6 separate regions of the Mus musculus genome follow, and regions 2, 3, 4, 5 and 6 are each linked to region 1. The links are chromatin loops, found by intact Hi-C in ENCODE. Cell type or tissue: left cerebral cortex. All regions are shown on one strand. Region 1 holds the start of Nbea (neurobeachin). Region 2 has its middle 4.8 kb from the start of Gm40054. Region 3 overlaps Nbea (neurobeachin). Region 4 overlaps Nbea (neurobeachin). Region 5 holds the start of Gm40054 (a long non-coding RNA gene). Region 6 overlaps Nbea (neurobeachin).

The links. A loop is a pair of places that touch in the nucleus more often than their neighbours do. Peaks named below come from ENCODE experiments on the same cell type or tissue, not always from the same donor. Only the 100,000 strongest peaks of a DNase experiment are listed, where the experiment ranks them.
Region 2: a loop joins it to region 1, with 7 times the contacts of the local background. A loop is called at or near these places in 6 of 42 quality-filtered maps.
Region 3: a loop joins it to region 1, with 2.1 times the contacts of the local background. A loop is called at or near these places in 5 of 42 quality-filtered maps.
Region 4: a loop joins it to region 1, with 4 times the contacts of the local background. A loop is called at or near these places in 8 of 42 quality-filtered maps.
Region 5: a loop joins it to region 1, with 2.6 times the contacts of the local background. A loop is called at or near these places in 6 of 42 quality-filtered maps.
Region 6: it touches region 1 in a loop (3-fold over the local background); 6 of 42 quality-filtered maps call a loop at or near these places.

Annotation. Positions count from the first base shown.
Region 1 is chr3:56,181,728-56,185,727 of GRCm38, reverse strand. It overlaps Nbea (neurobeachin), which reads left to right and starts at 2,027. Exons shown (of 58, transcript NM_030595.1): 1 at 2,027-2,756. The coding sequence starts at 2,493. In left cerebral cortex, a CTCF peak has its summit at 2,001; DNase peaks (open chromatin) are centred at 1,972, 2,419, 3,200, 3,667 and 1 more place; H3K4me3 peaks cover 2,724 bases; H3K27ac peaks cover 2,224 bases.
Region 2 is chr3:56,360,334-56,364,333 of GRCm38, reverse strand. No RefSeq gene overlaps it. Among named protein-coding and RNA genes, the nearest start is that of Gm40054, 4.8 kb to the right of the region's middle. In left cerebral cortex, no CTCF peak of the experiment used is centred here; DNase peaks (open chromatin) are centred at 1,581 and 2,086; H3K27ac peaks cover 1,031 bases.
Region 3 is chr3:56,096,344-56,100,343 of GRCm38, reverse strand. All of the region lies in intron 1 of Nbea (neurobeachin), which reads left to right. Among named protein-coding and RNA genes, the nearest start is that of Nbea, 85 kb to the left of the region's middle. In left cerebral cortex, a CTCF peak has its summit at 1,694 (motif pointing left); no DNase peak of the experiment used is centred here; H3K27ac peaks cover 270 bases.
Region 4 is chr3:56,009,558-56,013,557 of GRCm38, reverse strand. It overlaps Nbea (neurobeachin), which reads left to right. Exons shown (of 58, transcript NM_030595.1): 19 at 3,915-3,996. All of the region lies in intron 6 of Gm31914 (a long non-coding RNA gene), which reads right to left. Among named protein-coding and RNA genes, the nearest start is that of Gm22784, 55 kb to the right of the region's middle. In left cerebral cortex, no CTCF peak of the experiment used is centred here; a DNase peak (open chromatin) is centred at 2,243; H3K27ac peaks cover 690 bases.
Region 5 is chr3:56,354,717-56,358,716 of GRCm38, reverse strand. Gm40054 (a long non-coding RNA gene) reads left to right here and starts at 1,167. Exons shown (of 3, transcript XR_867301.1): 1 at 1,167-1,486. In left cerebral cortex, a CTCF peak has its summit at 1,627; a DNase peak (open chromatin) is centred at 1,559.
Region 6 is chr3:56,076,907-56,080,906 of GRCm38, reverse strand. It overlaps Nbea (neurobeachin), which reads left to right. Exons shown (of 58, transcript NM_030595.1): 8 at 902-1,048. Among named protein-coding and RNA genes, the nearest start is that of Nbea, 100 kb to the left of the region's middle. In left cerebral cortex, a CTCF peak has its summit at 1,516 (motif pointing left); a DNase peak (open chromatin) is centred at 1,510.

The DNA of each region.
Region 1 (4,000 bases):
ATACTGAAGTTCACATAGCCTGAGTAGATTGCACAGATAGTTAAAGGATGATTCAGAACCATGCCCAATTTTTTTTTTTTAAAGAGGGCAAGGAGCTGATAATCTACAGAATACATTACTAGCAAGCTTAAAAATATTTCTGAAATTTAATAAAGTGTGCTTTTTCTACTTTGAGCAGGGATTATTTTCTTTACCTGTTCTTCATCTCCAGTAACTGAAAACGAACAAGGAAAACAAAACTGAAATGAACACACCTATTGCCTGAGACACATAACAGAAAATTAAGAGCAGTCAAAGGGGTGTCAAGCTATGCACTAAAAAAGGAAAAGGGAAGATCAGGTTGTCAGTCTCTCTCAAAGCTCTCATTCAAGATGTCTAGAATAAAGCAAGAAGTACAACTTACTGTATATCTATTTATATGTACTTCATATATGTACACATCAGATATGTATGTGTGTGTGTATATATAGATTAAGATAACCTTTCAGCTTGGATTTTATAACTTAAGAGAGATATGGCATTTTAAATTTGCAACTGAAGTAGTTCTTATAGAACTAGATGATGCTTGCCTGAGCCAGGCACAGAAATTGTTGGTAGTTCTAAAAGTCACAGTTCTTTTTATTGTTTTTGTTTTCTAATACAGGGTTTCTCTGTGTAGCCCTGGTTGTCCTGGAACTAAAATCTGTAGACAGGGCTGTCCTGGAATTTAAAGATCTGCTTGCCTCTACCTCCCTAGTGCTGGGGTTAAAGGCTTGCTCCACAACCATCTAGTATCACTGGAATTCTTAATTGCCAAACTCTGAAGTCTTAAGGCTCTGCAAATTCCTCAAGCAGTTTTAATGATGTAAGCATGTTATAATTCCATTACTATTTTGTTTAAATAGACATACCAATTTACCACTTTTTTCAGGTACTTTTGTGCAACTACTTTAAAAAATTAATCAATTCAGTGGGAGTTTGTACCACTAATAAACATATAACCAAGAACTAATTGAAAATACAGGTATTAAGAAAGTTTGCCCTATGGTACTTTTGAAATGTTTATAAGATCCTGTATCATGGGAGTTACCAGTCAAAGAAGATGAATAGTAATAAATTATGCATTATGATTCATTTGTATACTGACCATTTCTTTGTTTGGGATGACAATTTAAATGATTTGAATACACCTTAGGATTTCTAATGTTTCTGGTGACTGGCAATATGTCTTTATCGAAAAGGGCTGACCACTTGAAATATTAAAGAAACTATATCCTTGATGTCAAGGAAGAAACCACCAGTCATACTTACGTGGTTTTAACTCAGTGCCATCAGAGATATTGCCATGTGCGTGTTATAATGTTTTCAATTGAAATTTTCTCACGGACTAAGGCTGGTCGTGAGGACCTCCAATGTATTTTGATAATTCATACAATTCTTGTGAACCTCATACGCCTATGGAAAAGGGAGATCACCCACCCACTGGCATCATACCTGAGGATCTTTGGGGATTTCTAGCAGGGGATTTGCTGCACCTACCCAACCACCTCATGAGGGTAGTCAGGGAGGCGAGTTCAAGAACTAGCTTGGCAGAGAGGCTCCCGGTTTGACAGCATCTATTTTAAGCCGCGCCCGTGTGAGCAGGTGTCAGCCTCTCCACGGGCTGTGGCAAGAGCCCGGCGACATTGGGCCTGTCTCCAGACCCCCGCAGCGAGGTGGGGCCGCGGACCCAAGGTGGACCAGGAGGAGGCAAAGGCGGCCGGGAGCAGGTGGCCCTCCACTCACCGCACGTGGCCCGCACGGCGAGGCCGAGGGGGAAGGAGAGCGGACGGGCGAGCCCTGTCCTTCCCCTCGCGACTCCTCCCCGCGCACCTGCTCACCTGTCGGCCCGGTCCCAGCGCGTGGGGGAGGGACGAGGGGTGAGGGATGCGGAGGAGGAGCGCCGGGAGAAAGAGGGGGTGCAGCGAGGACTCCGCCCCCCCCAAGCTGCGCGCAGGCGCAGTGGCCGCTACCGCAGGCAGGGGGCGGCAACATGGCGGAGTGAGCGGCGGCGTCGGGGCTTCACAACAACAGCGGCGCCGGTGGCAGCGGCCCGAGCTTTGGCCCCCGGCGGAGGGCGGAGGGCCGTGCGAGACGAGGCGGCATCCTCGCGGGGGGCCGGGCCGGCGGTAGCGAGCCGGGGAGATCGGTGCAGAGAGCGCCGAGGCGATCTGCGAGGAGCTCCGTGAGGCGAGCGCTGAGGCGGACCGTGAGCTCGCTGGGGAGACAGCTGCGGCAAGCCCGGGAGGAGACCTCGGAAGCGACCCTTGAGGCTGTCCCCGGAGGCGGTCGGCGAGGCGCCGCGCACGGCTGCCGGGCCCGGCTGAGGCGCGGACGGGAGCGGGCCCGGCGCCGCGGCGCTGGTGGATGCTGGGGCTGCGAGGCGCCGGCCGGGGGGCGGGGGCCGCGGCGGGGATAACGGAACCGGCGGAGGCGGCGCGGCGGCGCTGCACAGCTCCTCAGCAGCGGGGCGGATGGCGAGCGACAAGCCGGGCCCGGGGCTCGAGCCGCAGCCCGTCGCGCTCCTGGCCGTCGGGGCCGGCGGCGGTGCAGGCGGCGGAGGCGCCATGGGGGAGCCTCGGGGGGCGGCCGGCTCCGGCCCGGTGGTGCTGCCGGCGGGCATGATCAACCCTTCGGTGCCGATCCGCAACATCCGTATGAAATTCGCCGTTCTGATCGGACTCATACAGGTCGGCGAGGTCAGCAACAGGGACATCGTGGAGACCGTGCTCAACCTGGTAAGCGCCCCCCCTCCCAACCCCGGGCGTCCGCGCCCTGCCTCCCCGCGTCCCTCAGCCTCCTGTCCGTCCGCCCGCCCGCCCGCCCGCGCGCAGCCACGGCCGCGCCACCTCCCTCCTGTCACCCGCGCGGTGCCCAACTCAACCCGGCACTTCCGACGAGTGGTCGGTCCTTAGGGCCTGGGCCGTGAGTGGAGGTGTGAAGCGGCCCTCAGGTCCTTTGGGAGTTTCTTCTCCCCATCTCTTAATTGTCCGTGTTGTGGCTCTGAGAGGGTGACAGCCCGGCCCCTAGAGCCCGAGTCCCCCCAAGCGCCCCAGCCCCCACCCCCTCCCGTGCTCCTGAAATGGGAGAAGCGCACTGGTTCCAACTTGAGCAGCTGGGGTGCTGGGTTTTCCAGGGAGGACGACGAATGATGCAGATTTTGCATCTGTCTTTAAATACATTCCGTGGCAGTGATGGAGCGTGTTGTGCCTGTACTCACCCCTACCTCCATCTCTAGGCAATCTTCACCTCTTTGTAGTATCTCTCCAGATATGCTGATCTCTTACCTTTACGGGTGTGGGGCGCAGAAGGTGTTAAAATGTAAGGGGGGCACCGGATCTTACAGGTTGGTTTCTATGGTTGCGGTGGCTTGAGGATAAAGACCAGAAGAAAGATTTGAAAGGCAGCCTAGGTTTTGGCTCCTTTCATGGTAAGAGAGTTACTGCAGAAGTGTGTATGACTTAATGTTCTGCGCTAGCTACAGAGAACCTAAACAATGTTGAAGATGACTTGGTCCAGCAGAAGGAGAGGAAGAGCCAAAATAGAGCATAATTGAGGCTAGGTCATGGCTTTTGCGCTTTGCAAATGCATTTCTTTTGTTTTTGGTTTTGCCTTTCTTCAGCAAAGCTTCTTAAAAACCCGGCTTCCTCTGCATTGTCTAGCCTTTGACATTCAGTAAGGCTGGGTTTGGGAAGGCAAGGTGTGAGTCAGTAACAGTCAGTTGACCATTGTATTTGGTGTGAAGTCGCAGGAATATAAAGAAAAATGCTTGCTGGGGATTTTTATAACACTCATGAGGTCTGACTTTTCAGAGAAGCAATTATTTCTGTTTGGTGCCTTTGGAAAATTGAAAGAAAACTGCTGCTGTGGCAGTGGTACCCTGAGACGTGGATTAGATAACTCTGTTGTTTTTGCACCTTTGAAATTCGTGGAAAAGTTGGAGTACTTTTTGTCTTCTTTTTGCTAGTGTGTCAACTCAAAG
Region 2 (4,000 bases), 180 kb before region 1:
CCAAGCACAACAGTGCTGTCCAAATGAACATTCTACAAATATCTACAATGACAGCAGTGTTCTGTCTCCGTACTGTCTTCTATGATAGCACTGGCCAAATGTATCTACTCTGCCTAGTACAACTGAGTTGATATTGTTGTTGTTGCTGCTGCTGCTGCTCTTATTGCACTCATTTAAATTTGAATAGCCACTTGTATCTAGTGGCCATGATATACGGCAGTATAACATTAGAATTATAATTTAGCCCAATTCTCTAGATCCTTTAGTCCACAGAAGACTTAGTCTGTCTGCATCAACTCTCCTGAGGCATTAACTCAAAAGGCCTTCTGCTTCTTTTTTTTAAAAAGATTTATTTATTTGTTTATTTATATGTATATTAATATACTGTTGCTGTCTTCAGACACCAGAAGAGGGCATAAGATACTATTGCAGATGGTTGTGAGCCACCATGTGGTTGCTGGGTATTGAACTCAGCACCTCTGGAAGAGCAGTCAGAGCTCTTAACCGCTGAGCCATCTCTCTAGCCCTGCCTTCTGCTTCTTAATGCGAGTTATTGCATGCCATCACTGATTTATGGTCTTAGAAAAACAGACCAAATGAACTTGGCCTATTTCCAAACACACTTGTACAACAAGAATTATCCATATAAACAAACTTCTTCAGATATTAAACTAAGTCCATGGACAAATATTAGACAAAAATTTCAATCATAGCAAAAAAAAAAAAGGAAAAAAAATGACGTATGTGGAGAAAACATGAGGCCAAAGGATCATTTCTGGTTGAGCTAAGGCTCCCTAAAGCTTTGCTGACAAGCAGGAGTTATCCCCAAAGACTTACCTGTAAGATGTCTATGAAGAAAGAATGCTCTTGAGGATGGCAACCAGGTACATCTTATTCCCTACTATTGACGTATTAACTTCATCACCATTAATGAACACATAAGGAAAGAGCTTCATCTATATAATCTCTCATCATGTCAACAACCATCCAGTAGGTAAAAATAGCTATACCTTTTCTCAGAATTATCTGGACTCTAAGAAGCATGCCTAAAGTTTTCAAGTTGATAAAGGTTGAGGCCAGTTCACAGATCAAACTAGGTGACCTGGATTTTTTTTTCCTTTCTCTGGATCCTGTCATTACACAAGAGAGAAGCATGAAGGTCACTGGCAGTCATCTGAATATCAGGCTTCATTGCCTCCTGTTTCATAGCCACTCTGAATGTGGAGAAGCAACATCTGGGTTAATTCCTAGGCAGCAACACCCAGGAGAGCTTTGAACAAAAGTTTAATTTTATGCAAAAATACTACAAGATCTCTTACAATAAAGACAGCCCCAAAAGGAGTCCATCTTAAAGTGAACACAGCAGCAAATTATATTCATATTTAAGGAAAGGGGTCTTGTAGAGATACCCTAAAATATGCCGCTGCATTTCTTTGGAATGTGTTCAGGAGGTGAAAATAACTGAAGAAATTGGCTCCCTCTTCTTATCACACAGTATTCCCAGCCATCTGCTGTGTGTGCTTATGAAGATGCTGTGCAGTGCTTAAAATTCTCATCCAAGAAAATGTGAATAACCAATTTACAACCTGTGAGGGAAAGGGGAGGGATTCGTCCTTCCCATCCCCAAGGCTCAGATTTAGAGTGAGCATGTGTAGTTGTGGGTGGCTATGCTGGTTGCTTTAAAGAAGATTAAATTGTACATAATGCCAAATAACAAAACAAAAGGGGAAAATGTGTGTGGGAGATGGGAGTGAGATGCTGAAATAATTTAATTACTGTCAGGTGGTTTTCAAGCTGTACTGGGGTGAGGGGAGCCTTGAATAGAATCTATTACCCAAAAACCAAATGAGCCTACAAACATCTCTATACTCATTTTTATTGCATGATACCAAATGGTTTTCAAAACATAAAAAATAAAAGTTGTGATACTACATGGAATAAAGAGAGTGGAGACCTTTGGGTAAGACCCTACCCAGCTAAGCTTCCAATTTGTGAAAAGGAATTGAAGAAAAGCTGAAGCACTGAAGGAAACCAGCAACAAGAGGAAGCTGATGCAAATGTGATGGAAAGAGGGGGCCAAGTTCCAGCCACAGCAAGCCGTAGAACTTGGCAACTTCAGCCAAGTGGTTCTGGTTTTAGAGTCAAGAACATAAGAAAGGGGTTATGGGATCTTCCTGTGTGACTAAGGAAAGCTGCAGAGGCTAGGCATGTGACAGGAGTGTCCCTGCTTGGAGAGCCAATAAAAACATTGTGTGAAACTATGGGGATGAATCCTGAATAATGCTAGTGACCCCAAGGTGTTAGAGATGTTAGGATAATGAGATATCTTCTAGGGAAAGCTGCAGATCGGTGTGGAACCAGCCTAAGAGAGAAAAGTATGCTGTAGTCAACAAAGCCATAGGAATTGAAGTCCTGAAAAATGCTTTAACACTGGACATGGAGAGACAGAATTTAGAATTTGCCCTGCTGTTTTTTAGTCTTTCTTTGGGCCAATATTTCCTCATTCTGTTCCCTTTTATCCCTTTGGAATAGTAATATGTTCTGTGCACTCATGAGTTAGAAGGCATCTTAGTCATGTTTCTCCAGAGTCACATAACCTATGGAATAAATTTATACATACACATATATACACATGCACACACATACATATACATCATATGTGTGTCTAATTCAGGTCCAGCAAGGGCAATCGCTTCTACCTGTAATGTAATTACTAGCTGTGTCTTACACAATACTGACCATGGGTACACCATCTTGTCTCTAAAAATCCCAGGGTTCAAATAGAGACTGGAAACTTAGCACCAATCTGTGTGGGACCCCCAAGATTTTGAAAGAGGGTACTCACTCTACTGTAGTTCGATGTTTTAGGACTGAAATGTCACCCAAAGACCATGTAGCAAAAGCTTGATTGCTAAACTATGGTGCTACTAGGAGATGCTGCAACTTTTACAAGGTTCAGTCTAGTGGAAAGACATTAGATCTCTAGGAGGACATGAAGTCTCTCTGTCTCTGTCTCTCTACCCCTTTTGCTCCTGATCTCCCTCTTTCTGTTTCCTGGCTGTCATGGAGTGGGCAGCATTTCTCTGTTCCACACTCCCCACTATGATGACCCCAAGCAACAATGAACATTTACTAAACCATGGTCCCAAATAAACCTTTCCCAAGTTTTTGAATGATTCTCTCATTTGTTTTATTACAGGATCTGAAACCTTAGTAACATAAGAGGTGATAAGAAAAGTATAAATAGCCTTATGCGTAAACATCTCATTACAAACTGAGGCCTATGGGCTGTGGCCTACTTTACTGGCATAGACTTTGATGATGGTGCTAAAATATACCATAGACATAGCAATGTGTCAGGCTTAATCTGTGCTTTCCCCTGAAGAGACACAGCAGGTGACATAGTAACTAGACAGGATACCTCATGAGGCCCAGCATCTGTAAGATCTCAGAAGTCAGAAGAAGAACAGGAGAGGTGCTGTGGGTGTGTGACAAAGACACACAGAGCCTTGAGTTCCCTAATAACCATATGCACATTCTCATGAGGGATTGAGGCTGGGATCAGTATGAACATGTCAACTCTGTGGCAATGACAAATACTGCAACAGCAAAATGCTCAGTACAGTCATCTCAGAACAGTAAGGACCTCTCACAGAGAAATTAAGTACTTTATTGGTAACTTGGGCCATTCACCAGCCTTAGGGAAAGATAACTGACATGTTCTGGGATGGTAGTAGTATAGAACAGCCACTCTAAATCTCAGTATACTGACAAGATGGACCACCCTGACCTTCTCATATCTCTTCCCACAGACCCACTCTCCAGGTTAGCCTGTAACCTAGGAAGCAGCCAAGAAAAAAAAATAGGTGAATAAATAAATAAAACTTATTGAGATGCAATCAGTATGACTTTTGACTTCGGCTACCAACATGGTCACAAATGTTGGCAATAGCCATCATAATATTGAAATGGCATCGTATGCCTAGTTAAAAACAATATC
Region 3 (4,000 bases), 85 kb after region 1:
TCTGTGGTTAGCTGTCACAAATCTCTGTAGCCTGGTAAAATCAAAACTATAGAAGTTTGTAATATGTCAGTCAGATTTATGTCAGTAAAGTCTCAACCCATAAAACACCCACACAATGAGCTCAAAACTCAATTGCCCCTAGATAGGGCAAACTACCTACTTATATTTAATCATCTATCTAAGAAATCCCCAATACTTAAAGTTCCCAGGACTGTGTGGTTCTGGCTCCTCTTCCTTTCATATAGGTTCCATCTTGTCTGCTACTCTATGTCATCCCCTCTGTCCCTCTGTCTCTCTGTACTCCTCTAAAATTCTCAGCCTGACTTCTTTTCCCATTGCCCAATCACAGGCTCTATCTAGCCTTATCTTTCACCTGCCTTCACCTGCTTACAGATAACAATCTACACATATCCACTCCAGTAACAATGGCTAATATCAAGAAAACAAAGAACAACAAATGTGGAGAAAAGGGATTCTTATTTACTGATGATGGGAATGTAAACTGGTACAGTAACTGTGGAAATCAATATGGCCTCTAAAAACCACTGAGAATAAAACTACTTATGATAGGATCCAGCTATACTACTCAAAGGATACTATGCCTTACCATAGCGATATTTGCACATTCACATTTATAGCCACATTATGCAGAGTAACTAAGAAATGGAACCAAGTTAGATATCCAGAAATAGATGAGAGAAAAAAGAAAGAAAGCATGATTCTCATAATGGAATTTTGTTGAGCAGTCAAGGCTCCAAGCACAGATAGAACACTGCCCTACCCCTAACAGAAGAGTATTTGGAAGTTGATAGCTGCTGAGGTTGGGAGCCAGGGTAGGTGCTGAGCTCCCATTGATGGTTCTACACTGATACTCATACAGCTGTCACTGATTGTTCTCAGTGAAATATTAGAAAAGTATGAGGACAGCAAGTTGGATGTAGGACATAGTTGGGGGAGTTTTGGGAAGAGCTGAAGGTGGGAAAAGAGTGAATATGAGCTGAGTATGTTGTATTTATGTATGAAATTATTAAAAATATGTAATTTTAAGAGATCCCAACAAAAGGGCAAGGTATATATGAAAATACCACAGTTAAACTCAATACTTTTAGGATTTTATGGCTGTGAAGAGATACCATGACCATGGCAACTCTTATAAAGAAAAACATTTAATTGGGGATGGCTTACAGTTTCAGAGGTTTAGTTATCATCATGGCAAGAAGCATGGCAAAGTCCAGGCAGACCTGGTGCTTGAGAAAGAGCTGAGAGTTCTACATCATGATCTGCAGGCAGCAGGACACCGTGTACAAAACTGGGCATAGTTTGAACATATATGACCTCAAAGCCTGTCTCTACAATGACACACTTCTTACCACAAGGCCACACCTACTCCAACAGTGTCAAATCTCCTAATGGACCATGCATTCAAACACGTGAGTTTATATGGGCTATTACTATTTAAACCATCACACTCTGTATGCTAATTTTCAAGAGACAAAAATAATGTGAAAAATAATGTGAAACAAGTTAGGTAGCATAATACAGACCTTTAAAAAGTACTTATTTTTTGCTTGTTTAAATGAGGGGAGCACACTCAGAAAACTTTTGGATACTGCTTTTACAGAGGTCCGGAGTTCAATTTCTAGCAACCACATGGTGGCTCACAACCATCTGTAATGGGTCCCTCTTCTGGTGTGTCTGGAGACAGTTACACTGTACCCATAAAATTAAATAAATCTTAAAAAATTACAACAAGCACATTTTTGTAATTTCACTTTGAGAAAATTAATGAAAAGTAAAAGGATGCTATCTGTGTTATTTCGGGTTTTATTGCTGTGAAGGAACTATGAAAAAGGCAGCTCATATAAAGACTAACATTTAATTGGGGCTGGCTAACACTTTCAGAGTTCTAGCCTGTTATTATCAAGCAGGAAGTATGGCAGCTTGCAGACAGACATAGCTTTGGAGGAGCTGAGAGCTCTACATCTTTATCCAAAGACAGCTAGGAGGAGACTGAATTTGTTTCACACTGGGCTTAGCTTGAACATTGAAAATGTCAAAGTCCAGCTTCCACAATGACAAACTTCCTCGAACAAGGCCACACTTCCTAATAGTGCCATTCCCTGTGGGCCAAGCATTTAAAAACATGGATCTATGAGGGGCAAAACTATTCAAACTACTACATTATCAAAATCTAAGTTCTTGTCTGTTCAGACCTACTGGTTAGTTTGCATTTCAGTGTTGGTCAGTACACAGACTTCTAGTTTGTCCTTTTAAATAATGTGTCTTCATAGATCCCTATTTGTGGAAATTTAGTCTTCTAGTCTACCCATCCTTCTCCAGGATTTGCTTTATTAGAGCCATTTAAGGTAACTAGATTCAGATTTTTGTCTAATGAGTCTAAGCCATGCCTATGCTTTCGTTTTCTCCTAGTTTCTCCTTTAACCTTTCTTCTTCTTTCTAGATGAACCATACTTTTATTTGTAGGTTTTAGAGTTTTGTTTTGTTTTGTTTTACTTTACTTTTAAATCATTTTACACTGCTGGGAGTTAGACCCAGGGCCTCATATCAACACTAAACAGCTATTCTTGTATTTAGTTATTTCAAGCCTTGGTAATTGGTTGTTTTTTTAAAAGTTTAATGTAGAAATGTTTGATATGAGACCTATATTTCTATTTTTTTTCTTTTCATTTCTTTCTTTTTTCTTTTCTTTTCTGGTTTTTTTTTTTTTTTTGGTTTTGTTTTTACAGTGATTCTCCTAAGCATTTTAAACGTTTGCATTCTCTCTTGCTTGTGAACCCTTAAATTCTGTTTTTGTTTCTTTGGCTCCCATTTTGACAGTTATTGTAATGCTTAGAATTAGAAAAGAAGAAAAGGAAAAGGAAACAGGAAGGAAATGAAACTGCTCAGTCCTGGGGACTGGTTCTGCATCCTGTAGCGCCTAGGGGCTGACTGGAGGTCAGAGCCTGAGCCTCACAGCTCCTGTTCTGAATGTGCTCGTGCTCAGGCGGGTTATGACTTACCTAATTCCCTTCAGCACCTGGGAACATTAAAGAGACTTCACAACCTTACAATTCTCCTTTATCCACACGAATATTTTCTTTCTTGACACAATGTTACCTCTTGCTTCAGGCTGCTATGCCGGTTCTTCTACCTCCAGATGTCATTAGCAGTCAGCTAGCCCTGGAAAACTGTTGTAGTGGAAACAAAAGGGAATTCTTTGTGCCTTTTCTTGGAGTTGTCAAACAGATGGAAATCCATGAATGTCTTTGTGAATAGGGATGACATTGCTGCCTCTGGAATTAGCAGTCCTTACACCCCAGGCTTTATGATATATTGTTGTCAGTTTAGGGTACAAGGAATGGTGAGACAGTAGGCAAATTATTTAATAATCTACAGTGTTGTTAACAAGAGTAGTAGCTTCTTTATTTGGTTGTGGCTAGAGTCCAGAAGTCTTTGAAAATTGATTCTTATTTTTACCAGCTTTGTTTGGGGAGTAGTACAGTGCTGATTATTAACCCCCCGCCCCTGTGTGTGTGTGTGTGTGTGTGTGTGTGTGTGTTTTGTGTTTTCACTCCCAGCTAGTTTTTCCAAAGGAATGCGTTACAAATTTATTTAACTAGAAAATAGGAACTAAAAGTGGAAACTCTTAAGTGTGATTCCAACAACTGACAGTTGTGCACAACATATTGAATATACTTAGCAAATTAAATGGAGAAGTTTCTACTCCTCTGCTGGTTAGTTTTATGTCAAGTTGGCATAAACTAGAATCATCAGAGAGGAGGGATCCTCAGTTAAGGAAATGTCTCCATAAGATCAGGTAGTAAGTAAGCCTATAATAGGGCATTTTCTTAAATAAAAAATATATTTTTTAAATAAATAAAAAAATATTTCTTAAATAAAAAATATAGGGTGGGGCGGGTATTGTGAGTGAGGCCACCCCCGGGCTGGTGGTCCTGGGTTCTATAAGAAAGCATGCTGAGCCATAAGTAAGCCAGTTAGC
Region 4 (4,000 bases), 170 kb after region 1:
AGGCCTTAGTCAGCACTACCAACAAGAATGTTGAACTGTGCGGTTGTGTTTGAATGAGTTGCTGTTTCTAGGTCATCACAGTTTGAAGATTGCATCATTTGGGGCTGCTGTCATGTGTTACAAACAAGCTAAACTCATGATAGATTTAATTTAGTTATACCAATTTTATGATATTTAAGTCAATATTCTAAAAATTCTATTAGGATAAAAGTTATCTCATGTTGACTTTAAAACTCTTATATTTGAGATGATTTGTACATGAAACAGTGACTATTAAACTATAAAATCAGGCTTTTTTACCCAGTTTTTTTTTTTATTAGTTTAGCTCTTTGAATTTTCATACATGAATATAATGCATTCTGGCTTACTCTCTTTTCCCATTCTCTTCCCTCCCTTCTTTTTCAGTGCCTTTACATTACCTGTTCTTTTCCAAGATTTGTGACTTTTGCCTTTATTTTGTGGCCCATTTAGCTTAACGAGGGCCATGCTTGTTACCTCAGGATTAGGATTTTATATTGGAGCCTTAATGAGTCACAGTGGTAGGACATAACTGAAAGTAGTCACACACACACACACTCATTCCTTCTCTAAATTTATCAGTAGGTATCTTTCATGGCTAAGGAAACTTATAGAAGAGTTTATTGTGGGCTTACAATTTCAGAGGGTGAGTCCATGGCCAGTATGGTACCTTGTGGCATCAGGCATGAAGGTGGGCATAGTGCTGGATCAGTAGCAAAAAACTTACATGCTTATCCAGAAGTAGGCAGTAAACAGATAATTGGGAATGGCATGAGTCTTTGAAACGTCAAAGCCCACTTCTAGGAACACACCTCCTCTAATAAGACCACACCTCCTAATTCCTCCACACTGCTTCACCAACTACTGACCAAATATCCAAACATAGAAGCCTGCGGGAGCCACTCTTATTAAAGCCACCACCAAAGGAAATAGTTCCTTAGTGAGCATCCCGAGTACTTGCTCCATCCTTGCCTGGCTGTTGACGCATCCGTCTGCAGCCCAAGTACAGTCGTCCATAGTTATTGGAAGCTCTTGATTGCAATGAATGTACATTGGCTAAAAGGTGGAATTTCTCAACCCTTTCCCCTATCTTCTGATTCTTAAATTCTTTCAGTGTCCTGTGCCTCAGTGTTTCATGAGCCTTGGAGAAGAGGCTGTGAATGTCTTGTTTAGGTTTGACTACTTGTCTGTCTCCTATTCTCAGCACCTTGAATGTCAGTGAGTCTCTGTATTTACCACCATTCACTGGAAAGAGCTTCTCTGGTTAAAGCCAAGAGTGTTAATTGCCTATAGATACAAACATAATTAAATGGGCAGTTGGATGCTATGCCAGTTTAGTTAATCAGCAGAATTAAATAACCCCCTAGGCCCTTGAAATCCCTTGCCATGGGATTTTGAACAGGTTCAAAGAACCAGCTTTGGATTCTCTTTTATGGTCATTGTGGCTAATTGTCCTCAGAACAATCCTGATACTATTGTACAGGTGTTCTAGTCAACATCACATAAGTTATGAGGCAGTGAAAATATCTTAACCTCTTCTAAAAGCAAACCAAAACAAAAATGACGAAGATACTGGGTCTCCAGTGAGCACTGGGAGTCAGTAAGCCACCAAGGAAACTGCCAGAGCTAGCACATTAGACTAACATCTTCTCATAAAACAAGGAATACAGAATAATTATGAAGTAAAATAAAATCTAATGCTTAACACTGCACTTTTATGTCTATCTATTAAAAACCAGATTTATAAAGTTACCTCTGTGCTTAAAGTTCAGTCTACTCTTTCCAACACAACTGCCACCTGTCACATGTGGCTTCATTGAAAATGTTGACAGCATATAGAAATCATGGGGGCTCCTCCATCTACTGTATATGCCTCACATAAAGTCAGTAAAATCTTCAGGGACCTCTTTGAATCTTAAACTGCGATTAAAAGGTTTATACCTATATTCATCTCTCTCTATTTATACACATTATTTCCTTCCCTCTTTTAAAATCTCACGTAGGTTCTTAATGACAGTTTACTATGTTTTATTGCTTAATAGAGGCATGCATTTATGCCTATCTCCAGAACATTAATTAAGTAAATTGATGCTAGAAATGTAGCTCCACTTACCAACTGTTTTCCATTCTGCAAGCATCAGGCAGTGTAGTGTGTGGGCACATAACTGCTTCTTCACAGATACGTGCTGGAGGCAGCTCCTAAGCACATCCGTGTAACTCGTGAAACCTTTCAGCTTTCACACAGGAACCCTGTGATCTTTATAGCAGGTTTATGGATATGCACTACCATGACTGTCCTCAGTGTCACATGATAGAGCAAAGCTTTACATAGACAACAGTAAAATCAGTGGTGCTTTGAAGCAAATTCTGTTTTCTGCAAAATGTGACTTGCTCTCTTGTGCTTGAGAAAGGTTTGAAAACTCTATCAGAGGGGAACATGGTCTGATGTTTTCCCTGCAAGTATGCAACTATTTTGAGTATCATCATATTTATAACAACAACGACCTGGAGTCTTATATTTTGGGCTTTGGGGAAAAATAGGTATAGAAACCCCTTTTAGGTATATACCAGCCACTGTTTTTTTGGTATATGTTATCTCAAGAGATTTTTTATCTCACATGGCAGCTCTATGTAGTCAGTCATGTTTAGAGTACACTGTTAAAAAAGCATTCTGAGACTATTTAGTTTAACATTGTTCATTTTTAAGAATGGGTATAGATGATTTTAACCAGTATTTATCACTGAAGTAATAATAGAGCAATGTCTTATTTCAAGTCGATATATTTTTGGTCTATATACCTCATTTATTTATGTAAATTTTCTGTCCTCTGTTTAGTCTGGAAAAAAAAAAGGAAAGAGAGTGTGTCTCTTCTTTCTGGATGTCATGATGCTCTCCATCTTAGAAGCCGTCCTCCCTGTGTCTAACCTCGCTCTTCCCACTGTGCTCTTCACCTTAGCACTCTGCATAGCCAGTCTCAAAATTAACACTGATTCCTTTTCTTTCTTCTTCTTCTTCTTCTTTTTTTTTTTTTTTGAAAAAAAAAAAGAAAAGAATTTAAGAGTCAAAAGATAGGGGAAAGGGTTGAGAAATTCCACCTTTTAGGCCATGCAATCAAGAGCTTCCAACAACTACAGGCGACTGTACTTGGGCTGATGACTTTTTTGTATTGATTTTGAGTTGAACTGTGTTTTTAAAAGAGTGTTCAGAGTTTAGCATTAGCTCTAAGTGGAGTTCATCTCTACTGAAATTTTGTGCATGTAGACAGACAGACAGACAGATAGCGAGCTAGCTGTAATGATGAGACAAGTATGGTTAAACCTGGGCTACATGAGCAACCACATTGACTATCTATATTTGACGGAGTTATCCATTCTGTCACATAATGACTCCTGATATGTATCAGCTCTTGGTGCTAAGCATGGACAATAACCAAAATGTCTGGTTTTGCTTGAGGGTTTTAAGCCTACATTCTAGTCAAAATTAGAAATATAAGTTTTAGATTTCTTTTCTGTATGAGGCATAGGTTTGTTAACAGTTACTGACTTTTTTAATTAGCATGACACAAAACATCAAATATTTATAATTCAAAACACAGAGGTCTTAAAATTGCATACTGAAAGCATATTTCAAACAGAGCAAATTTTATATTAGCTAACTATTCTTTTCTTCTATATATAAGGTGTCTGGCTTTTGTCTTTATCCAAAGTAAGTAAAATTTGAGGTATATAGACTTCAGAGTTTAAGGACATATGTAATTTTAGAAAGTTCTTTTGTGAGGGATATTTCTTTTGACTTAAAATTATTCAAAACCTTTGACAGATTCTTTACTAAAGCTATATTATGCAGTTGTTTTTAATTTCTTCTCTAAACAAAGTTCAAATTGTTCATCTTTCAGATCTTGACAGAGCAAGTCTGTACTCAAGTTGTGCATAAACCACACCCGGAGCCAGACTCCACAGTCAAAATCCAGAATCCAAGTAA
Region 5 (4,000 bases), 170 kb before region 1:
AAAAGGAAAGAAAGAAAGAAAGAAAGAAAGAAAGAAAGAAAGAAAGAAAAAGGAAGGAAGGAAGGAAGGAAGGAAGGAAGGAAGGTAGGTAGGTCTGAGATTCTCACTACCTGAGTAACTTAGGTACCTTATTTAACCTCACTGAGCTTCACGGAGCATAACTGTTCCCATCTCCCAGCCTTCCTACAAGATCCATACAAAGACAGGGTCTGCAAAGCAGGTATTGTGCAAGTCAGCCAACTGCTGAAAACATCTTTCAGAGATCCACTGTGACACATCAGTCACAAATTCCTGCTAGTCTGATACCAGATTTGTGGAGTTATCAGTGCACATCACAAGGCAATCATGCCTTTCTGTACAACTGTTGAGGGCAATTCTGGTACCTCCAATATTAGAACAACTTATAATGCCCAGAAGTTATGGCATTTCCAGACTTAACGCATTTGGTTTGTATGGTTCTAGCTTCGCTCAGAGATTCACCAGTTTGACAATTAATAAATTCTTAAGGAATAAAAGGCTTTATTAAAAACTAATCAGGACCATGGATACTGGCCAGGTCCATACTTGAGACACGAGCTCAAAAAGTGGTGCTGAACTATATCAGTCAGGAACTAATACATGCAAAATGCAAACGGCTACAAACTTCCTGCCAGCATCCAATCAGAGGCAAGCATTCATCCTGTACTTCCTGCCTACATTTGTGTGATCAAGCACACTTCCTGCCTACATGTGATCCTGCATAACTGGGGCAACCCAGCTTGCTTACAGACAGGAAACCATGTGGGCTTGTTAACTTACATGAACAATAGCCCCCAGCGTTCTTAAGCGAGTGGAGCTTACAGGTTAGGGACATTTCTGTTTTATAGATCTCTTAACGCCCAGGTTTTACACTTAGAACATTAGCCATCACAGGTTAATTTTTTTTTCTTTACACATTAAAACTACTATCACATAAGCAGGACGAGTTTTTGATTCAAACCTAAAAGTGTAATAATAAAGTTTCACAGTAATGTCAGTATGAAAATATTTCCGCTAAATGAAAAAGGCAGAGATGTCTCGAGCTTGAAAGTCTGTGCTTTTTCTGCAGATCTGCAGGCCTCTTCAGTAAAACAAGCATTTGCATGCATCACCTGGCTCCTCCACTCATTAACAAACAACATCTGTGCGTGTTTTGATGCCTTTCTGTTTAGAATAACTGTGCATTATAAGGAGAAAGAGGCACCTGATCGACACACACTTCTTGGATTTCTAGTTAACCTATCACCTTAACAGTTGGACAGCTGGTGGACGTTTCCAAGAATGGCAATTTTCTTCTTGCTGTTGTGAGTCTCTCTTTGGCCTTTTTATCCTCCCAGCAAACAGGCTGCTCTCCTAACCTCACAGGAAACAAATGGTGTTCTTTTCCGTTTTCTGCCTGACTGAATTCAGGACCACAGGGAATGAGGATTTCAGGTGGCCAACAAATTTTTGCTTTCCTAGTGAGAAGGTAAGTTTTCTACCTCTCTGCTCTATGATCAAAAAACAGACTGATCCCAGGAAGTTGGGGGTTGGGGTGAGGTTTGAGTCCAGATGGCTTTACCCTCAGAGCTGTCTGTCTCCATGGAGACAGAAGTATGCACTACAGAAGACACCCAGCAGGTAGAGACAATGTAGCAGGGAGGTAGTGGAAAATATTGGAGGAAAATCTGGGTTGTAGTTGAAGAATTTCTTTTGTAGCTGTGTGTGTGTGTGCACGTGCCCGTGTGTGTGTGTGTGTGTGTGTGTGTGTGTGAGAGAGAGAGAGAGAGAGAGAGAGAGAGAGAGAGAGAGAGAGAGAGAGAAAGAAAGAGAGAGAGAGAGAGAGAGAGAGAGTAGAGAGAGAGAGAGAGAGAGAGAGAGTAAAAAACCTCAAGTTTTAGCTGTTAATTTAATTACAGTTTCCTCTGGGTCAGAGTGTTCTGTATTCATGTGAGTGCTTATAATTGTGGATCTGCTTGGGTTCATCCTGAAGAAGTAGCAGCAAGAAAGTAGATGATCATGAAAACTACTGCCTACACTCAATCGCTTGTCCTGGTTTATAGCCCCCTTGGAGCCCTGCATCTGATACAATCTGTTTGGCTCCTTTTTCTAGCATCTCATTAATTTCAGAAGTGATTTCTAATGATCGAATCTCAGAAATTGTCAGGAATGTTTTTTTCTCCTTGCGTGGCTTGTTGGCAAGCAAGAACAATCTTGTAATGACACCACTCACTTCAATGTGTCTTTTCATAATGAGTCTTTAGGGGGATATGCAACTTATGAAAATTAAGAAAACAGCCTGCTACTTCCCATAACATCAAAACCATACAAGCACAGTTCTGCATGCATAATACCATATGGTAATAGTGTCTGCAAAAGATCGGGCTGTACCCTGCATGGACTATGAGCTGTCACCGATTCAAGCAAGTACAATATTGCATTTGCAAATATGCACATTTTAAAATAATTAATATCATTTGTTAGCACTTCTAAGAACTGAAGAATAGAAGATAAATGAAAATCATCAAAGCACACAGGCTCAGCCTAGCCTCTGAACAATTCTACTGATGCTTCACACATCACAAAAGCAAATGTCCTGAAAAGCAGGAATAGATGTGTTTTGTTACATTTTACCACCATGAGGATTAAATCTAGTCATTAGCATTGTTTTCTAAATGAAATAGAGAATAATGATCAGGAGAGAGAAACTTAGCTTGGCAATGGCAAGTGCTTATCCAAAACTCTGTCTTTACAGACTAAGAATGGCTTTCAACCTGGGACTGGCAGAGCAGGGCTGACAGTCACTGTCACAGTAACCAGAGGAGAAAAGCACAGATGGTCCTGAAATCCTGGGGGGTACCTTTTGAAGAGATGGCCTTTAAATTTATTCTGGGGAAACACCTTTTTATGATATTGCACTGTGATCTGTCACACTGGGAAAAGCTGTTGAATGCAGCTCAAACCTAGAATGCTTCAAAATATTTTAAAAGCCCTAATAATTCATCTTATGAAGTACTCCAACAACCAAAACTTGAGGATACTCTAATTTTCCCTGATGGGTATCATGGTTTAGTTTAATTCATGTGATCAAAGCTGGCCCTGCATACTTGAGCCAAAGGAAAATATCCATATGCCCAAAATAAAGCCTTTGCTCTATCCAAAGTCATGTTCTTTGAGTTGACAAAAATCTAACTGTGGGAGGATATCTTAGTTGCCAGCAATTTGGCAAATTCAACAAAGCCACTGGAAACTTGTGTGGGGGCTTTAAGATGGACATGGATCTTCCTTCGATTCCTTTGAGTAAATACCAAGAAGAATGATGGATGGATCCCATGTAAGAGTATTTCCAGTTTTATAATAAACCTCCAGAATTGTTTTATTATGAGATAAGATCTAATATTTGCTGGGTCTCAGCGAAAGCCAGGACATCTTGCTTAATAGGGGCTCCTCTCATCACTTCTCCTGCCGCCCCTCTTCTAAACATCTCCAGCCCAGGGGCTGGCCTACACTTCATTTCCTTTATGCTTCTCCTTTTCCTATATAAGCCAGCTATTTTGCCCACACATTCTTGTGGCTCTGGCTGACTTGCTCTTGGCCTCTTTGTGCTCCCTGACCGCCTCTCTCTGTCTGTCTCTCTGTCTCTGTGTGTGTATGTGTGTGTGTTGTATGTGTGTCTTTCTCTCCTCTTCTCTCTTTTCCCTCCCTCCCTTACTCTCCTCTGCCTCTCTCCTCTTCCAGATCCTTCTGACTAAGCTCTCTCTCAGATCTATGATTCCACAACCATATTCAGAGTAGTTATGTCCTTACTTTCATTCAAAATCAGGCAAAAACAGAATTTGTATAGTTTAAATACGAGTCATCTCCTCAGCTGATTGTGAGGGGTTGTAAAAGCTTTGGAGGGTGGAACCTGTATGGGGGAGCAGGTCACAGGGTAGGGGCTTGGGGAGCAGGGTGAGACCAGACGTGCATTACCCAGGCTCCTTCTTCTCACACCTTTTATTTT
Region 6 (4,000 bases), 100 kb after region 1:
TTTAGTTTGCACAGTTTAAATTACACATGTTGAACGATAAGTTCTTGTTTTTCTCTTCCATTCACCTTACTACTATTTTTTTTTGCTATTGTATGAAGCACAAATGGGATCTCATATTTGACAGACCTATGTAGTGATCGATTTCTCTATGACTCTGTCTAGTTTGATAGCTGAATATTAGTGTGTTTATTCAAATTAAAGTGTGGGATATCCTGTGGTGACAAGAGAGGATAGTGGTTAGTACCTACTGTCTTTGCCTTCCTTGGCTGGTGTTGAAAGGATGTAGGTGTGCCAGGCTTTCTAGATGAAAGATCCTTTAGGTGAATAATATTCGCGAGATAGTGAATCATTGTTTTTGCTTCTATATAATCCCTATGCAGAACAAACTGATTTTCTTCATTCTTGCTTATTTAGTGCAGAAAATGGGGGTTGCCTATTCATCCATATTGAGAAATGAAGTAGAATTTTAAAAAAATCTATTCCTATGGTTTTATAGTTAAGATTTGGCAAAGTCATTCTTTTGATTTATTTTCTCTCTAAATTTGATCAGTTGTGAATTATTAGCAATTTAAAATTATCTTTGCTTCAGTAAACACATTTTGTTTCTGAATTACAAAATTCAGTTATAAACAATTACACAATCTTTGTCGTTATTGCTACAATTTGAAAAGGTGGTCAGGTCTGAGGGTGTGATGGATGGTTGTGCTCTTAACTTCTATTTAACTGATTTTATTTTCTAAAACTTGTTTATTTACTTTTATTATTGAAACATTTGAAAAATACCCAAAATAGCATTTTCACTATTGTTAGTATCTTAAATGTTTCTGTTAATGAAGAAATGCATTTTAAATATTCTGTCACTACAAAATAATAACTTATTTTTTGTGACTTTTAAAAATAGAGCTATGACAAGTGCTTTCTTGGATCTTCAGAAACTGCTGATGCCAATAGGGTGTTCTGTGGCCAGCTTGGGGCTGTGTATGTGTTCAGTGAAGCTCTTAACCCAGCACAGATATTTGCAGTTCATCAATTAGGACCTGGTTATAAGGTAGGAATGACTGCATTGATATAAGTTCTCAGCAAAGGTCTTGTTGTATAACCTGCTTTCACACTACTGTATTTAGTGAGAATCTTTGTTCAATGTGGGTAATTGTCATACCAACTTTTTGATATTTACTGTGATGTTCCTTTTCATCTGCTCTTCTCTTTTTAATTATTATTTTTCATGAACTTTTCATTTTTCGGGCATGCCTTTAGTTATCAATTCTGAAAACCTTTTTATTTTTAGACATGCTTTTAGTTATCAATTCTGAAAAACAAATTTGAGTACATTGCTTATTTAAGTGGTATTTGAAATCTCAGAGTTTGAAATATGTACATTGTATTATGATCATTCAAAATGCCTTGTCCAGGACTCAACTGTTCAGAACACTTACTGTTTTTCCCAAGGTTCTGTGCTCATTTCTCATCAAACAGATAGTGGCTCACAATCATCCATAGTGGTATCTGCTGCCCTCTTTTGGTATGCTTACACCTACACATAAAATACACAAACAAGCCTTTCATCAAATGACTTGTCAAAAGGGATGCTATCTATGGATCAGAGATTTAGAAAAAGAAAGAGTGTCAAATGCTGTGTCAGACTGAGGGAATTCATTTCATACATTTGCATTTAATTGTCCCTTGCAGTGGGTAAGAATGGGGTAATAAGGGTGCTCATGTCACAAAGCCAGTGACACTGACTGATGATTCTGATCTCTATTTTGCTTTGAAATTGGTACATTTTAGGCAAGATACAGCATTCACTCCTATGAATTAGTTTTTAATGAACACACTTGGTAAGTACGGGTAGACTTTTTAAAATCACATTTGGAGTTGTACAGTTTCAGACTATTTGGAGGCGAGACAATATTATACAGTATAAATCCAAGCTGAGATGGGCATTGGTGGCGCACGCCTTTAATCTCTGAGCTTGTGAGGCAGAGACAAGTGGATCCCTGAGGTCCAGGCAAGCCTGGTCTATAGAGTGAGCTCCAGTATAGCCACTACTACACAGAGAAACTCTGTCTCAAAAAACAACAAAGGAACAATCAAACAAATCAAAGTTGACAATGTTTGAGGAGCACATGCCATAATTTAAAGTGTTGCTGCTTTTTAAAAAGTTTAATGTTTAAATTAATGGGAAGTTTGTTATGGAAGAGTAACAATAAATATTAAAATATACTTTTAAAACCTTTTTATATTCATATTTCTGTTTTATTATTTTAGTTTAGACATAGAAATAACAAAATTATTCTTTAAAAGATCTTAGTGTTCCCAGTGATTTTAATAACCAAAATACTTACAGCAGTCTTTCTGTTTTGTGTCACAGTGACATTACATGTTGCTATCTTGTATCCATTTAGTTTTATTTGTTTCACTAGGCCTAGGTAACAACTGGTTTTAGTATAGTCATTTTACCCCTTATACCACACCCCCATTCACCTTCCTTTTATTGAAAATAAATTCCTTTCTCACATAATATATCCTGAATACTGCTTCCTGTCCCTCTACTCTTCCCAGTTGCTCCCACCTCCCCTCCCTTCTGGATTCACTCCCTTTCTCACACTAGAAAACAGGCTTCTAAGAGATACTAATAAAATGAAATAAGATAAAACAATAGTTAACATCAGATTTGGAGAAGACAAACAAGGAAAAGAGCCCAAGAGAAGGCCTAACTCTCAGAGAAAGACTTGCTTCCATACTCAGGAATCCCATAAAACCACTAAATTGGAAGCCATAAGATAAGCACAAAGAATCTGGTGTTTGGGCACTATTCATGCTGGCTCAGTCCTTTTGAGCTCATAGGAGCTTTGATCTTGTTGATTGATAGGCTCTTGTTTTCTTGGTGTCTTCCATCTACTCTGGGTCTTGTATTCTTTCCTCCTCCTCTCCTGCAGGGTTCCCTGAGCTCTGAGAGGAAGGATTTGATGGAGATAGTCTATTAGGACTAAGTGTTCTAAGGTATCTCACACTCTGCATAATGTCTGACTGTGGAACACCATTTCTTTCCATTCTCTGTAGGAGGAAATTTCTCTAATGGTGGCTGAGCAAGAGACCCTGATCTATGAGTATAGCAGATTGTCATTAGCAGTTATTTTATTACTACTTTTTTTTGAAGAAGATTAATATTTGGTTTTCCCCTAGGATGCTGGTCTCTTTATATTCTCCGGTTCTCAGTCACCCAAGCAGTGTTGGGCATGATAGATTCTATATGATAGAGCATACTTTGTGACACAATTGCTCCAGCGTATCTTTCAGGCAGGACACCATTGTTGATCGGTGATTTTGTAGATGGTTTGGCATTTACATTTATCTTTTGATAGTATACAGAGTCCCTACTTGTACCAGTGATGGTAGAACACACCGGGGTGAAAGCTCTGTGTATGCAGCAGTTTACCTTCACCGTGGTCAATGAGTTTTGTGGGTGTTGTCTTCAGTAATGGGTCTTGATGTTAGTTTGTGGCAACATAAAGTTTGGCAACAGCCTGTGTTGTTTGGGAATTTCCATAGGACTCCATTGGCTAAGAACTCAATTAGATGTAAACCAATCCTGGTAGCCAAAGCTCTATTTGGTGACAAGAGATGCCTGTTGGGACTCTGTCTCCCCCATTACTTGGAGATTTTATGTAGATCACCTTCATGTATATATTTTAGGGAAGCTTCTACTACATTAGGTTTTCATAATACCCCTCAAGTGGCCTTTAATTTTAGCTGCCTCTTCACATAACCCCTCCCTCATCTCCCATTCCCCTCCCCTCTCACTGATCCTCCCATAAGTATTCATTGTATTTCTCTTTCCTAACAAGATCTACCTGACCCCTCCTTGCCCCTTTCTCTATACCTAACCTTTATAGTTCTACAGATTGTAGCTTGGTTATCATTGAATTAACAGCTAATATCCATATAAAACCAAATACATCCCATATTTGTCTTTCTTTGTCTTGAACATCTCACTCTG